Regions from separate parts of the Homo sapiens genome. Here all the other regions are linked to region 2. The links are chromatin contacts, found by Hi-C or POLR2A ChIA-PET in ENCODE. All regions are on one chromosome and are shown on one strand. The core of a region is the stretch at or near the end of the contact, and the rest is flanking DNA. Distances in the headings are between cores, read along the strand shown.

Region 1 (4,292 bases), core at 543-3,042, 1.2 Mb before region 2:
AAAATTAGCCGGGGTGTTGGTGCATGCCTGTAATCCCAGCTACTCGGGAGGCTGAGGCAGGAGAATCACTTGAACCCGAGAGGCAGAGGTTGCAGTGAGCCGAGATTGTGCCTTTGCACTCCGGCCTGGGCAACAAGAGCGAAACTCTGTCTCAAAAAAAAAAAAAAAAAAAAAAAAAAAAAAAAAAAAAAAGTAAGTTATGGCTGGGCACAGCAACTCACACCTACAATCCCAACACTTTGGGAGGCCGAGGTGGGAGGACTGCTTGAGCCCAGGAATTTGAGACGGGCTTAGGAAACAGAGTGAGACTCATCTCTACAAAACAAACAAACAAAAAAATTAAAAAATCATCCAGGTATGGTAGTACACACCTGAAGTCCCAGGTACCTGGGAGGCTGAGGTGAAAAGATCACTTGAGGCCAGGAGGTCAAGGCTGCAGTGAGCCATGACTGCACCACTGCATTCCAGCCTGAGAAACAGAGCAAAACCGTGTCTCAAAAAAAAAAGTTACTAACCAAGGATCTGCAAGCTCCATTGAACTCAGAGCCTACATTCTTCGCTGCTATGTACCAATTCTAACAAACATGGTCTCCAGTTTCCCATTGCAAAAGAGAAAATCAATGTAGCATCCATTGCTTGTAAAGGAAACTCTTACCACAAAACTGATCAGAACAAATAAGAAAAATTCCGTTAGGAGAACTACTTCACATTCAAGGATCTGCCACACACAGCAGCATTCCCCAAACTTTTGGAGCTAGGTGTTGGTTTCACGGAAGACAATTTTTCCACGGACCTGGCAGGGGGGCAGGGGATGATTTTGGGATGAAACTGTTCTACCTCAGGTCATTAGACATTACTTAGATTCTCATAGGGAGCGTGCAACCTGGATCTCTTGCATGTGCAGTTCACAATAGGGTTCATGCTCCTATAAGAATCTAATGCCGCCACTGATCCCACAGGAGGTGGAACTCAGGAGGTAATCCTTGCTGCCCCCTACTCCTACATTCAACTCCTGCAGTGCTGGCACAGACTAGTACCAGTCCGCAGTCTAGGGGCTGGGGACATACAGGACAAAAGCACATGGATGTTAAAGTCAACTACCACTCTTGAGGACTTGCTGAGAGGCAGCCTGGTGGTATTTACTTCACTGGTTCTTGAAAAGTCAATTCTTTGGACTCTTACCAAGTTCACATTCAGAGTGCACATCATCTCAAATGTGTGATGATCCTGGGGCACCTTAGGAGAGGTAGAAAAAGGGTAGGGCCCTGCCAGAAAGATCTTGAAAAGAACTAGGGTGTGTGGGGGTACAATGAAGCTCTCATAGGTCAAAATGCTTATAAATGCTCCTATCAGCTTTAAATCAAAAACTGAAATTGTTGTTCTCAGATTAATTTTATCCAGCCAGAGGGACAAACTCTAAGAAGCAACATCTCTAAAGGTTCCAAAACAATTTCTTTCCATTGCATTTGACACAGTGCTAAAAGGACATAACACAGACATTTCATTTCCTAAAAGCTGCCCTACTTTTCTAGAATGAACACTTAATACTCATTTTTTTCCAGCTAAGTAGAAAATCTGAGGGAGAAAAATGAATTTGCATCTACATATTAGGTAGGTATCCATGTATATCTTAAAACAAAATTTTTTTAAGTAGAAAGTTGTATTTTTTATACAGCATAGTACTAATAATTTAAGTTTTTGTCTTTCTCTATGTTTCTCCAATATTTTCTCTGTGCATGTACTAAAAACAGAAAGAATACCGACCTGGGGCCACAGTCCAAATATGGCTCTGGCATCCACAGATGTGACTTTGGTCTTGTCATTTAAACTGACTGAGTGTCAGTTTCAGTTTCCTCCGATATACTAAAATGGAAACAATACTACCTAGTATGAGAGCTTTAAGAGATACATACATAACTTCGGTGACACAGGTACTTGGTCATGTAATTTGTTATAGTTGTTGGGGGTAGCAGGATCTGTGCTTCTGCTTGATTTCCTTTCATGAGTAAACAAAGAGTAGGGGAATTATTCAAGAATCTCTCGGCAGGGTGTGGTGGCTCACACCAGTAATCACAGCACTTTGGGAGGCTGAGGTGGGTGGATCACTTGAGGCCAGGAGTTTGAGAACAGCCTGGCCAACATGGTAAAACCACGTCTCTACTGAAAATACAAAAATTGGCAGGATGCGGCAGCATGTGCCTGTAATCCCAGCTACTCGGGAGGCTGAGGCACGAAAATAGCTTGAACCCGGGAGGTGGAGGTTGCAGTGAGCTGAGATCGTGCCACTGCACTCCAGCCTGGGCAACAGAAGGAGACTCTATCATTAAAAAAAAAAAAAAAACAAAAAAAACTGTTACATGAGACTAGTAACTTCTACTTTTCTCCCAATCTTGTTTCCCATATTAAACTAAATTGACTCTACTCAGGCTCACAATTCTTTTTTCTGTGGATCAGGAATTCCTGAAATTAGCAACACTGAAGTTGGCCCTAAATCTGTAAGACTTTAACTACATTAGGAATATCTGAAGCCAGGGTAAAGGAAATAGCATTTTTCTATTAATAGGATTTATCTTCTAGCAGCACACCATGATTTATGTCTGGTCATTATGCATCTTATCTTTTGCAATAGAAAGCACTTTGAACCCTCTGCAAGACCAAAAAAGTAGACCAATGGCTTTCTTAAGAAACCACATCTGGGCCGGGCGTGGTGGCTCATGCCTGTAATCCCAGCACTCTGGGAGGCTGGGGCGGGTGGATCACAAAGTCAGGAGTTCGAGACCAGCCTGACCAACGTGCTGAAACCCCGTCTCTACTGAAAATATAAAAATTAGCCAGGCATGGTGATGCATGCCTATAATCCCAGCTACTCAGGAGGCTGAGGCAGGAGAGTCACTTGAACCTGGGAGGTGGAGGCTGCAGTGAGCTGAGATCATACCATTGCACTCCAGCCTGGGAGACAGTGCGAGACTCCGTCTCAAAAAAAAAAAAAAGAGACCACATCCGAGAGGAAGGACCTGCTTGGGCATGCACACACAAAAAAGCTTTCTCAGCTACTAATTTTGTTGACAGTAGATCAAGTTGCTAAAAGGTGGTAACAAATTGAGAATAGAAACCTATATAACCACTGGAGCACTGGAATTTAAGGTGCCACACTGTACTCAATCATCACGAGCATCAGGCTGGGTGCGGTGGCTCATGCCTGTAATCCTGGCACTTTGGGAGGGCGAGGCGGACGGATCACGAGGTCAGGAGATCGAGATCATCCTGGCTAACATGGTGAAACCCCGTCTCTACTAAAAATACAAAAAATTAGCTGGTGAAACCCCGTCTCTACTAACAATACCAAAAATTAGCCAGGTGTGGTGGCGGGTGCCTGTAGTCCAGCTACTCTGGAGGCTGAGGCAGGAGAATGGCGTGAGCCCGGGAGGCGGGGCTTACAGTGAGCCGAGATTGTGCCACTGCACTCCAGCCTGGGCGACAGAGCAAGACTCCATCTAAAATAAATAAATAAATAAATAAATAAATAAATAAATAAATAAATAAAATAAAAAATAAAAATCATCATGAGTATCTAATCCTTTCTGGTTAACACTTCAAAAAAATTATAAATATACACTATGCAAGTCTTACAGATAATCAACTCAGGTAAAAAACAAATAACCATCATCACCACTATCAACTGCTTCCCCCCTCAAACAAAAATCCAAACCAGTCCCAAGAAGAGAAATAACCTAGAGGACTCCAAAAAATCAGGGTATACAAATAAGAATCATAAAGAAATCCTTGCCTCAAAAATAAGTTTAATTGGAGTTTTTCTTTGAATTTGATTTTCACAAGTTACCTGTTTGGGTGGGTAGGAAGGACGGAACGGAGAGTATTCACTGGCAATGTCTGTAGTCTCTTCATCCCTATATTTCACAATCGCTTTTTGAACTCCACAAGAAAAACAAAGAAAGAACTGACAAATATGGAGCTAATATATTTCAATATTCTTAAGAGAAAACGGATTTACCATTCTTTGCTTGTTGATCACAGGAGAATGAACATAGCTGAATGAAGGAGAGCAGAGGTGGATACCAACAAGGTACGAGAGCACCCGTATCTGGATGTGCTGAGTCCTACATGTGGATCTTGGAGTGGGTTCCCCTGAAATTCCCCTATGTGCATCCTACTCCTAACCATGCTGTATTCTGAATGTGTATAAGCTGTTGTTTTCATTGGCAAATTTGTTGGGTGAGTGATTAAAGGCTGTCCAAACTTTACAATTGAATGAGTAAATATAATCTCTTTCT
Region 2 (4,301 bases), core at 938-3,437:
AAGCTGAGGCAGAAGGACTGCTTGAGTACAGCAGTTTGAGTCTGTAGTGAGCTATGATTGTGCCACTGCACTCCAGCCTGGGTAATGGAGCAAGACCTCATCTCAAAGAAAAAAGAAAAGAAAAGGACTATTATTAAAATCAAGGTGTCAGCTAAAGAGCAGTTATATATATATACACACACACACACACACACACACATATGTATATGTGTATACATATATATGTAATCTGCAAATTAGGTAGCTAATATTGCATAACTCTGTTCTCCTAGCACCTTTTCAAGTTACCCTTAGCCTTTGTCAGGACCTCGCTAGACTAGATTCTTTACCTAGAAGGATAGCCCAAACCTTCCTTCCTTCCTTGTCTTTGTTGGGTTCCCAGAGTTTTCCAACAGCGAAACATTAGACAAGGAAGTACTAAAAAAGGTCTCAGTGAATCTCCTGGGTTCTTGACAAAATTCTCCTTTATGTAGAAGAAACCCGCTTGTCCCCTTGTAATCAGGATCAATCACTCTGGACAGAAAAACAACCCCCAATTCTGCCTGTGAGTGTAGCAGTACGTGAAGCCCCACATAGGGTGTACTCTTAGGCCAACTGATCAGAACCATTACTGTGCATATATATATATATAATATATGTATATACATATACGTATGTGTATATGTGTGTGTGTGTGTATATATATATATATATACACATATATAGTAAACTTGCTTAGCTCTAAATACACACATAGTGAAAGAACAAGTTGAACCGGTAAGTTCTACCAAGAACCACATGAAACTACCAGCAGACACTATTGTAAGCGCCAAGGGGACCTTTCTCCTTGGCCCTCTGAGGTTTGGCTGAAAATCACTAACATGAGGAACATTAATAGAAAAAACATACAAATTTACTTAACGTGTATACACAGGAAGAATCACAGCGTGATTACCCACCCCTCAGAGGGCTTCAGAAGCTTGTGGATACAATCCCAGCGACACAGGTTATGATAGGGAGAAGAGGAATTCTGTTGAGGGATTACAAAGGAGAATGAATGTATCAGGAACACATTAATTTGTACAACATCTTGTGAAAGGGTCTGCTCAGGTGTGATTACTACATTCTTGGTCTTACAGGGAGGCAACAAAAACAATTATGTTCCTTGTGATGTGTCTAAACTTTATCCTTTGCTTTGGCAGAGATGGCGTGGGGATTTAGGGGAGTGGGACCTTGAGGCTTCTTCAGTTCAGATGTCAAAACGCCATTATTTGGGGGTATGTTTCTGCGCCTCCAACACTGTTTAACAGGGAGGCTTGTTTCATCCAGTAAGGGAGTCAAGAAATGGTTCCCCGAAGAAAACGATTCTTGAAATCTGACAATAAATGAGGTGTCAAACAGGCAAAAAGTGTGTCGGAATGAGCACGGATGAGGGTAGGGTGGAAAAATCTTGGTACTTAGTCTGTGGGAAGACCTGAGGAAAAAAAGCCACTACAGTTTATAGTTCAGTGTATGGTGGGCGAACGAGATGAAGCCGAAAACTTGGACAATCAGGGATTGTCCAAGAGCAAGGGAAAGCCACCAAAGATTTTTCAGCAGATTGCCGTGATCATATTTGTATTTGAAGACTACAACGATGCTGTATGAAAAATGGATGCACAAAGCCGAATTGGGAAGCTATTGTTCCTGGAAAGTATAACCCTGAAGGCGGAGAGTTGTAGAGAACAGAACTGATGTTTAAAAAGAAAAATCCACAAAACGTGGTGGTGGAGCACGTACCTGAAGTTATGCCTATTGCGCTTCTGATTTCAAATAAGTAATTGTTTTAAATTGCCTACTAACATAAAAAAGCCCAGTCGATTCCAAACACTGGCACCCAGGCGTGAGAATCCATGGTTATTTCCTTGGGTGAGCTTTATTGTATTTTTGCGGGCGCTATGGAAATGCTCCTCCAGGCAGTACAGATCAGCAGCGGCTCGTAGTGAAGAACGTTCAAGGAAGAGTTTGTCCCGGATCAACAGGACATGGGGCTTGGGAAGCCTGGACTGCCATGAGGAAGGTCGATTCACCACTACAGACAGGGAGCCTGAGGCCTGGGTGGTGCCGACAAGTCGGCAGTCACGCCAGGTCAGGAAGCGCCGAAGCCGCGGGAAACCCTGGACTCCATCCCGGGATTTGTCCCCGTGTCGAAGATGGTATCCAGGTCGCCGAAAACTTCCCGGAAGTTTAGACCAAGACCTACTTATTATCTACGGTGTCCGGGAAGGTCCATGATTGTTCCACATAAAGTCAGAAGGGAGGAAAGGCGCACGCGCATTGGGGACTTGACTCTGGAAAGCGTCCAGACCAAGGTCAGCGGAGAGTAGGCATGTAGCTTCTGCAGTTGCTCCTCCTCACCCTCCGCGACCTGATTTCCTAGAAGGGCTCTGTCACCCGAAAAGATTTTCCACTGGCTTAGAGGAGGGAGGGCCCGCCTTCCCCCGTTATCCATTGGCTGCTCGTTCCGCCGCAAGTTGGGGGCGGGGTTAGGGCGCCTTTCGATTGCATCAGCTGGTCCAGCCGAGGCCAAGTCCCGGGCGCTAGCCCACCTCCCACCCGCCTCTTGGCTCCTCTCCTCTAGGCCGTCGCTTTCGGGTTCTCTCATCGCTTCGTCGTTCGCCAATGTTTGAGGAGAAGGCCAGCAGTCCTTCAGGGAAGATGGGAGGCGAGGAGAAGCCGGTGAGCAAACTTGGTGGGACCCAGAGACCAGCCTGGGACTCTAGTGGGTGCAGACGCTACGCTCGCGGCGGGAGCGGGGGGCAGGAAGCAGGAAGCGGCCGGGACCGCGTGGGTCGGAGAAGTGGGGGATGGTGGGACTCCTGGAAAGTCGGAACCCCCTTTGGGAACCATCCATTCATAAATTAGGGTGGGGCCTTGCAGTTCATCTGTGGGTCCATTCTCTTTACAGATGAGGAAACAGACCTTGAGTGAGCGACTTGTTCAGAGCCTCACATCTACAGTAGTTAGACGCGGAGACAGAATCAGAATCTTAGGCTTGAGGCTTCCAAACTTGCGTTTATGGCTTACTGTAAGCGGGAAACACATTGCAGAGCCTTATTTAATCAATCTCCTAAGATCCTGCGGGGGTAAAGAGCTCCATTTTAAGGAAAGGAAAACCGAGTGCCCGAGATCTGACCCAGCTTGTCCAAGTTTGGGTGGTTAAGTATACATTTTGCCCGGCACTGATCTGGGCGGTGCATGTGGGAAGATGAATAGGGCCCAGTTCCCCGACTTTGAGGGCCTCACAGGCTGATGTGTAAGAGACAGGAAAACAGCCCTAGTGCTTTGTGATCAACCTTGTGGTATTACAGAAGAGGAAGTTTAGGAAGGCACTTTAGAATTTAGTTTGGAAGAATGATTTCACCAGGTAAACAGGCAGGACGGGGCTTCCCACGTAAAGGTAGGGAAGGCAGTGAAAAGGGGCACGCAGGTGAATTGTCTTTCGGGTTGTTTGCAAGAGATATGCCAGAAGGGTTAAAGGAACAGTAATCAGAAGGATCTTAGGCAACAAGGATGTTTGAAACTTGTATTCTATACATGAAGGATCTTAAGCAGGAAGATTGTATTTGTAAAAGTCACGCTGGCATTGGGATAGAAGGTTAGGCCACATGCAGAAGGCTGTTGTAATAGTCCAAGTGAGAAGTGGTGACGTCTTCAGCTAAGGGATCCTCTATCCCAAGTCTGTGACAGGACAGTTCACTTAAAAGCCAAATTTTTTTCTTGATTGTCCACTCGAGATTGAATGGAGAAACTGCATACGGGCACATTCTAACTATGTAAATTTAATTCTAGATGATAAATGGTGACTATACGTAGATTTTTTTCACATAAAATGATATTTTTACTGTTTTGTAACTTTTTTTTTTTTTTTTTTTTTTGCTTAATAGAATGTGGTCAACAACTTTCCATGTCCATAAATATTCTCCTGTGCTATTCTTAATTGGACGTGATATGTATGGTTAACACATATGTAATTTTTCCTTCCTGTAATAATTATACAATAGTTAATATTTATTTTGAGTACTAAATACGAGTTTGGCACTGTATTAATGCATTCCATGAATTAACTCATTCAGTCTTCTTTTTTTTGAGACGGAGTCTCGCTCTGTCACTCAGGCTGGAGTGCCGTGGTGCGATCTCGGCTCACTGCAAGCTCCACCTCCCGGGTTCATGCCATTCTCCTGCCTCAGCCACCAGGCCTGGCTAATTTTTTGTATTTTTAGTAGAGACGGGGTTTCACCGTGTTAGCCAGGATGGTCTCGATCTCCTGACCTCGTGATCCG
Region 3 (4,418 bases), core at 79-2,578, 1.1 Mb after region 2:
CCACAATGTCCAGCTAATTTTTGAATTTTTAGTAGAGACAGAGTTTTGCCATGTTGGCCAGGCTGATTTCGAACTCCTGACCTCAGGTGATCCACCCACCTCGGCCTCTCAAAGTGCTGCGATTACAGGCATGAGCCACTGCACCCAGCCTTCTACTTCTTAAATAATATTTTCTGAAACCCTGAGATGTTGCAACGTTGTTCTACTCCCACTCCAATTTAGAACATCACTCAGTTATTTATTTCTTTATTCATTTATTTGGCAAATATTTAATACTCGCTGGATGTAAAACAACAGCAACAACAACAATAACATGGCCTGGCACTGTGCTAACCACTACAGTGAAAGAACAGATACAGTTCTCCTCTTTATAGATCACACAGTATCGTGGAGGAAACAGGTATTATTTCTTTTATTTATGTAATACTCGCATAATCTCTGCTATGCACAGAGCACTGCTCTAAGCACTTTACAAATATAAACAGTTAATCCCCTCCACAACCCTATGAAGTAGGTGATATTAATATCTCTATTTTTACAGATGAGGAAACTGAGGCACCAGACATTAAAATAACTTTCCCGGGATCACACAGCTGGGAAGCGCTTAAATCCAGGTAGTCTAGCTCCAGCACTCAGGCCCTCAAATGCTACAGTTAGGCTGCCTTTCAAGCAGATAAATGCTAATCAATAGACTATCCAGAAATGAAGACTGTGCTCGGCACTCTGAAAGAAAGCCAGGAAAGAGCAAGGGGATTTTTCACATTGGTTGAGAGTCAGGGTAGACTTCTCTGCAGAAGGAACAGAAAGGAGGAAGATTGCTCCAAGCAGGGAAAATTGCAAAAGTAAAGGCCCTTGAGTAAACAAATCTTAGTGAATTCAAGGACCTTCGAAAGAGGTTAGAGTCATCAGAGGGCAAAGGGCACATGAAGAGATGAGGTTGCAAGGGAAAAGGGTACGCAGTGTCAGGCCAGACTCAATTTTGTTTGGTGGTTCTCAAAGTAAAGTGGAAAAAAGGGCCGATCTTTAGGAAAACAGCCATAGGAAATAGAATGATCAAGTAGGGGAGCTTCATGTTTTCATTTTGAGAAGGGCCCCTGATATGATGTGGCTCTGCTTCCCCACCGAAATCTCATCTCAAATTGTAATCCCCATATGTTGACGGAGGGACCTGGTGGGAAGTGATTGGATCATGGGGGTGATTTTCCCCATGCTGGTCTCGTGATAGTGAGTGAGTTCTCACCAGAGCTGGTGGTTTTAAAGTGTGGTACTTCCTGTCTCTCCTGCTGCCTTGTGAAGAAAGTACTTGCTTCCCCTTTGCCTTCCACCATGATTGTAAGTTTTCTGAAACCTCCCCAGCCATGCAGAGCTATGAGTCAATTAACCCTCTTTTGTTTATAAATGACTCAGTCTCAGGCAGCTTTTTATAGCAGTGTGAGAATGGACTAATACAACCCCATAGCACATTTCACAAATGTCTAATCCTCACAACCACCCTGGAAGGAAACAGATCAGATAGATTTAACCCCTTTGCGATATCCCACCCACCTTCCTAATGCCTGTCCCCTCTCCTGTGTTTCTGCTGGTATAATCTCAGTTTTGTTCTGGGAAACCTATGTCTAGCCCCACACAAATACCCCTGTCCTAGCCTGCCCTGTAGCCAGGGGTGGCCTTGTACACTGCCTTGGCAGAAGAGACATCAGTGCAAATCTGCTGGGAGTCTGGGGAGCCCTTCGCTTTTCCTAATAGGCATAAACTTGGGTCCATGGGCTCATCACCACCTCCCCTTTCTTCCTATCTGGAGAAGGACAGGATGTCTACAGCTGTAAAAGCCATCATGCAACTGTGGTGGGACAAGTATAGGAGAAAGGCCAAGAGATGCTCTGAGAAGCTGACCCTGAACCAATGCCGGCAGCCACCCACAGCTAGACTTCTTGCTATGACTTCGTTTCAGCATTTTTAAGTTTTAGGGCTTGCATTCTCTACCTAAATGAAGCATCTGTTTTTATTTATTTATTTATTTTTTATTTTTCCAAGACAGAGTTTCACTCTTGTTTCCCAGGCTGGAGTGCAATGGCACGATCTTGGCTCACGGCAACCTCCACCTCCCAGGTTCAGGTGATTCTCCTGCCGCAGCCTCCTGAGTAGCTGAGATTACAGGAGTGCACCACCACGCCCGGCTAATTTTCACATTTTTAGTAGAGACGGGGTTTCACCATGTTGGTCAGGCTGGTCTCGAACTCCTGACTTCAGGTGATCCACCCGCCCCAGCCTCCCAAAGTGCTGGGATTACAGGCATGAGCCACCACGTCCAGCCAAAACACCTATTTCGCTACAAGCAAACTAAGGATGAGGAAATATCAGACTTGCAAAAACATCACAGAGCGGATTTAAGACCAGGTACACCTGACTCCACATCCAGCGCTCTATCTACTATATTACAAATAAATTCTTGTTTGCCTTAGGGATTTCTATGCATGTTCAAACTTTCCGGGCATTACACTCACCAATCCCGGAAACTGTGTTGCACAGAGCCCCTTCTGGACAGGCATGATTTGGGTCAGTGAACCCATCCTCCTCTGGTTACCAGAGCCAATAGGGTCAATGCACCGTCTAGCTGAAAGCCAGTGATATTGTCTGCTCCAAAAGATGTGCTGGCCAAATAAAAGTCTCTCTTGCAGGGATTTGAATTACGTCATTCTGGGAGATTAAGAAAGGAGACAATGGGACCCAAAGTAGGAAGGTAAGGACTGGTGAGAGCAGCTCACAAGATCTTGTGAGAGGCGAAGTTATGAGTAAGCAGAAAATTGAGCAAGCAGAAGTTATGACAGAAAACACCCAAAAGATGGGCTCAATGAAGCAGTGGGCCACGGGCGGGCAGGGGAGCAGTCCACCCCAGTGCAGGCATGACCCAGAGAGACTTTAAAAGCAATAATGAAACCCACACCAAATTGATCTGCTTTTATTAACACCAAGCACTGGCAAATCTAAACGATATCAGTAAAGCAACCTTTTGTTGGTCTAAGTTTCAAACTATTGTGGCAGTTAATGTTGAATTTTAATAATGTGTATGCAAGCTTTAAATAGCCTGCTCTTCATATCTTATATTTTAAGAAACACCGTATGCCACATGGAAGTTAATTCAGAGAACATCCAGTTAGCATTTAGTCCAAATACAGCTACACACAGACTCAGCTACACATATTTGTTTCAAGTGTAAGTCTTCAACAGCTTCGAACTGTTGAAACTCTCTTGGGATATAGCTCATTTCTCCAAAACCCTATGGTATGGCACATGTGTACATTTAAACAATAAACTCAAAATAGACTATGACAGTGCCAAGTTTGTAAAGAGGAAGAAACATACCTTGAGTTATTTCAGTTCTGTCATTGCACATGCCCAGTGGAGTTTTTAACTTAAGTCTAGAGCTGTGATGTGCAATCTTTTTCTTTAATAAGTGCAAAATTAAATTCATTCATGTTATGTTTTACTGAATTTGAATAATACCTGTACATTTAAATGCATTTTTTTTTTGAGACAGAGTTTCACTCTTGTTGCCCAGGCTGGAGTGCAATGGCACGATCTCAGCTCACTGCAACATCTGCCTCCCGGGTTCAAGTGATTCTCCTGCCTCAGCCTCCTGAGTAGCTGGGATTACCAGCATGTGCCCCCATACCCGGCTAATTTTGTATTTTTAGTAGAGACAGGGTTTCTCCATGTTGGTCAGTCTGGTCTCCAACTCCCGACCTCAGGTGATCCGCCCACCTCGGCCTCCCACAGTGCTGGGATTACAGGCGTGAGCCACCATGCCCGGCCAATGCATTCTTTCTAGGTTGTGAATTGGTTTAAAGCTAAGGATTAAATCAAGATCAAAGTAATTATTTCTGAATAGTATTGAAAATAAATTTTTTGCATAGAGTAGGGTGGTTGTATATTATCTGACCTGTGTGTCAAATGCCCCCAGTGTCCCGATTGCTGGAACTTTTCTGTTCACCCTCCAGTTTTGCTTTCCAGCCTTCTTCAACCTCCTGTCTGACCAAGGTGGTTGATCTCTGAGGACACACTACCGACAGCCTCAATTCTGTCTTCTCATTGGGTTTGGCCAGTGGAGAGCGGTCAGAGGAAGTCAGGAACTGGAAGAGGGGAGAAAGATGTTGGGTTAATTATTTCCACCATCTGCATGAACCATCTGCCTCCCCACTGAGACACCCAATTGGCAGTGCCTCTACAGAAGGCCATTGCTCCCTTAGGTGGCTTTCTCCCCTTTGGCTGTCTCCTCTCTGGTTCCCTGTAATTGTGTCCACTTCTTTTCATCTCAAGCTTAGACTGCCTATCAGTCAGGGTCCCAGAAAAACAGTGGCACTCTGAAATTAGGAGGATGTGAGGAGAGTCTAATAAAGAAACAAATTACAGAGATGGGA

What was found. Hi-C counts contacts between places; a loop is a spot of excess contacts on that map. ChIA-PET counts read pairs that join two places held with the same protein, here RNA polymerase II (POLR2A). Pooled maps may share reads with other maps.
Region 1: a pooled map shows a loop between it and region 2 (8-fold over the local background). The contact joins the enhancer-like site here to the promoter of TARS1-DT in region 2. A Hi-C loop is called at or near these places in 1 of 37 single-sample maps with no recorded cell type and 6 of 50 pooled maps. POLR2A ChIA-PET finds 5 or more read pairs at or near these places in 1 of 52 experiments (activated CD4-positive, alpha-beta T cell).
Region 3: a loop to region 2 is called in a map with no recorded cell type, with 10 times the contacts of the local background. The contact joins the enhancer-like site here to the promoter of TARS1-DT in region 2. A Hi-C loop is called at or near these places in 1 of 37 single-sample maps with no recorded cell type and 3 of 50 pooled maps. POLR2A ChIA-PET finds 5 or more read pairs at or near these places in 2 of 52 experiments (HEK293 and OCI-LY7).

What each region holds. Positions count from the first base shown.
Region 1 is chr5:32,278,924-32,283,215 of GRCh38, forward strand. All of the region lies in intron 1 of MTMR12 (myotubularin related protein 12), which reads right to left. Among named protein-coding and RNA genes, the nearest start is that of MTMR12, 32 kb to the right of the region's middle. RefSeq lists enhancers at 1,743-1,792, 1,813-1,922. Within about 2 kb of position 1,793, at least 5 of the 41 ENCODE cell types and tissues checked have a DNase peak (open chromatin) inside an H3K27ac peak, as active enhancers do.
Region 2 is chr5:33,438,447-33,442,747 of GRCh38, forward strand. It overlaps TARS1-DT (TARS1 divergent transcript), which reads right to left and starts at 2,188. Exons shown (of 3, transcript XR_001742630.2): 1 at 1,759-2,188. It overlaps TARS1 (threonyl-tRNA synthetase 1), which reads left to right and starts at 2,519. Exons shown (of 19, transcript NM_152295.5): 1 at 2,519-2,697. The coding sequence starts at 2,641. RefSeq lists enhancers at 1,865-2,452, 2,107-2,416, 2,517-2,706, 2,967-3,026, 3,041-3,627.
Region 3 is chr5:34,497,908-34,502,325 of GRCh38, forward strand. No RefSeq gene overlaps it. Among named protein-coding and RNA genes, the nearest start is that of RAI14-DT, 160 kb to the right of the region's middle. RefSeq lists enhancers at 1,252-1,401, 1,852-1,921, 4,098-4,418. Within about 2 kb of position 1,329, at least 9 of the 41 ENCODE cell types and tissues checked have a DNase peak (open chromatin) inside an H3K27ac peak, as active enhancers do.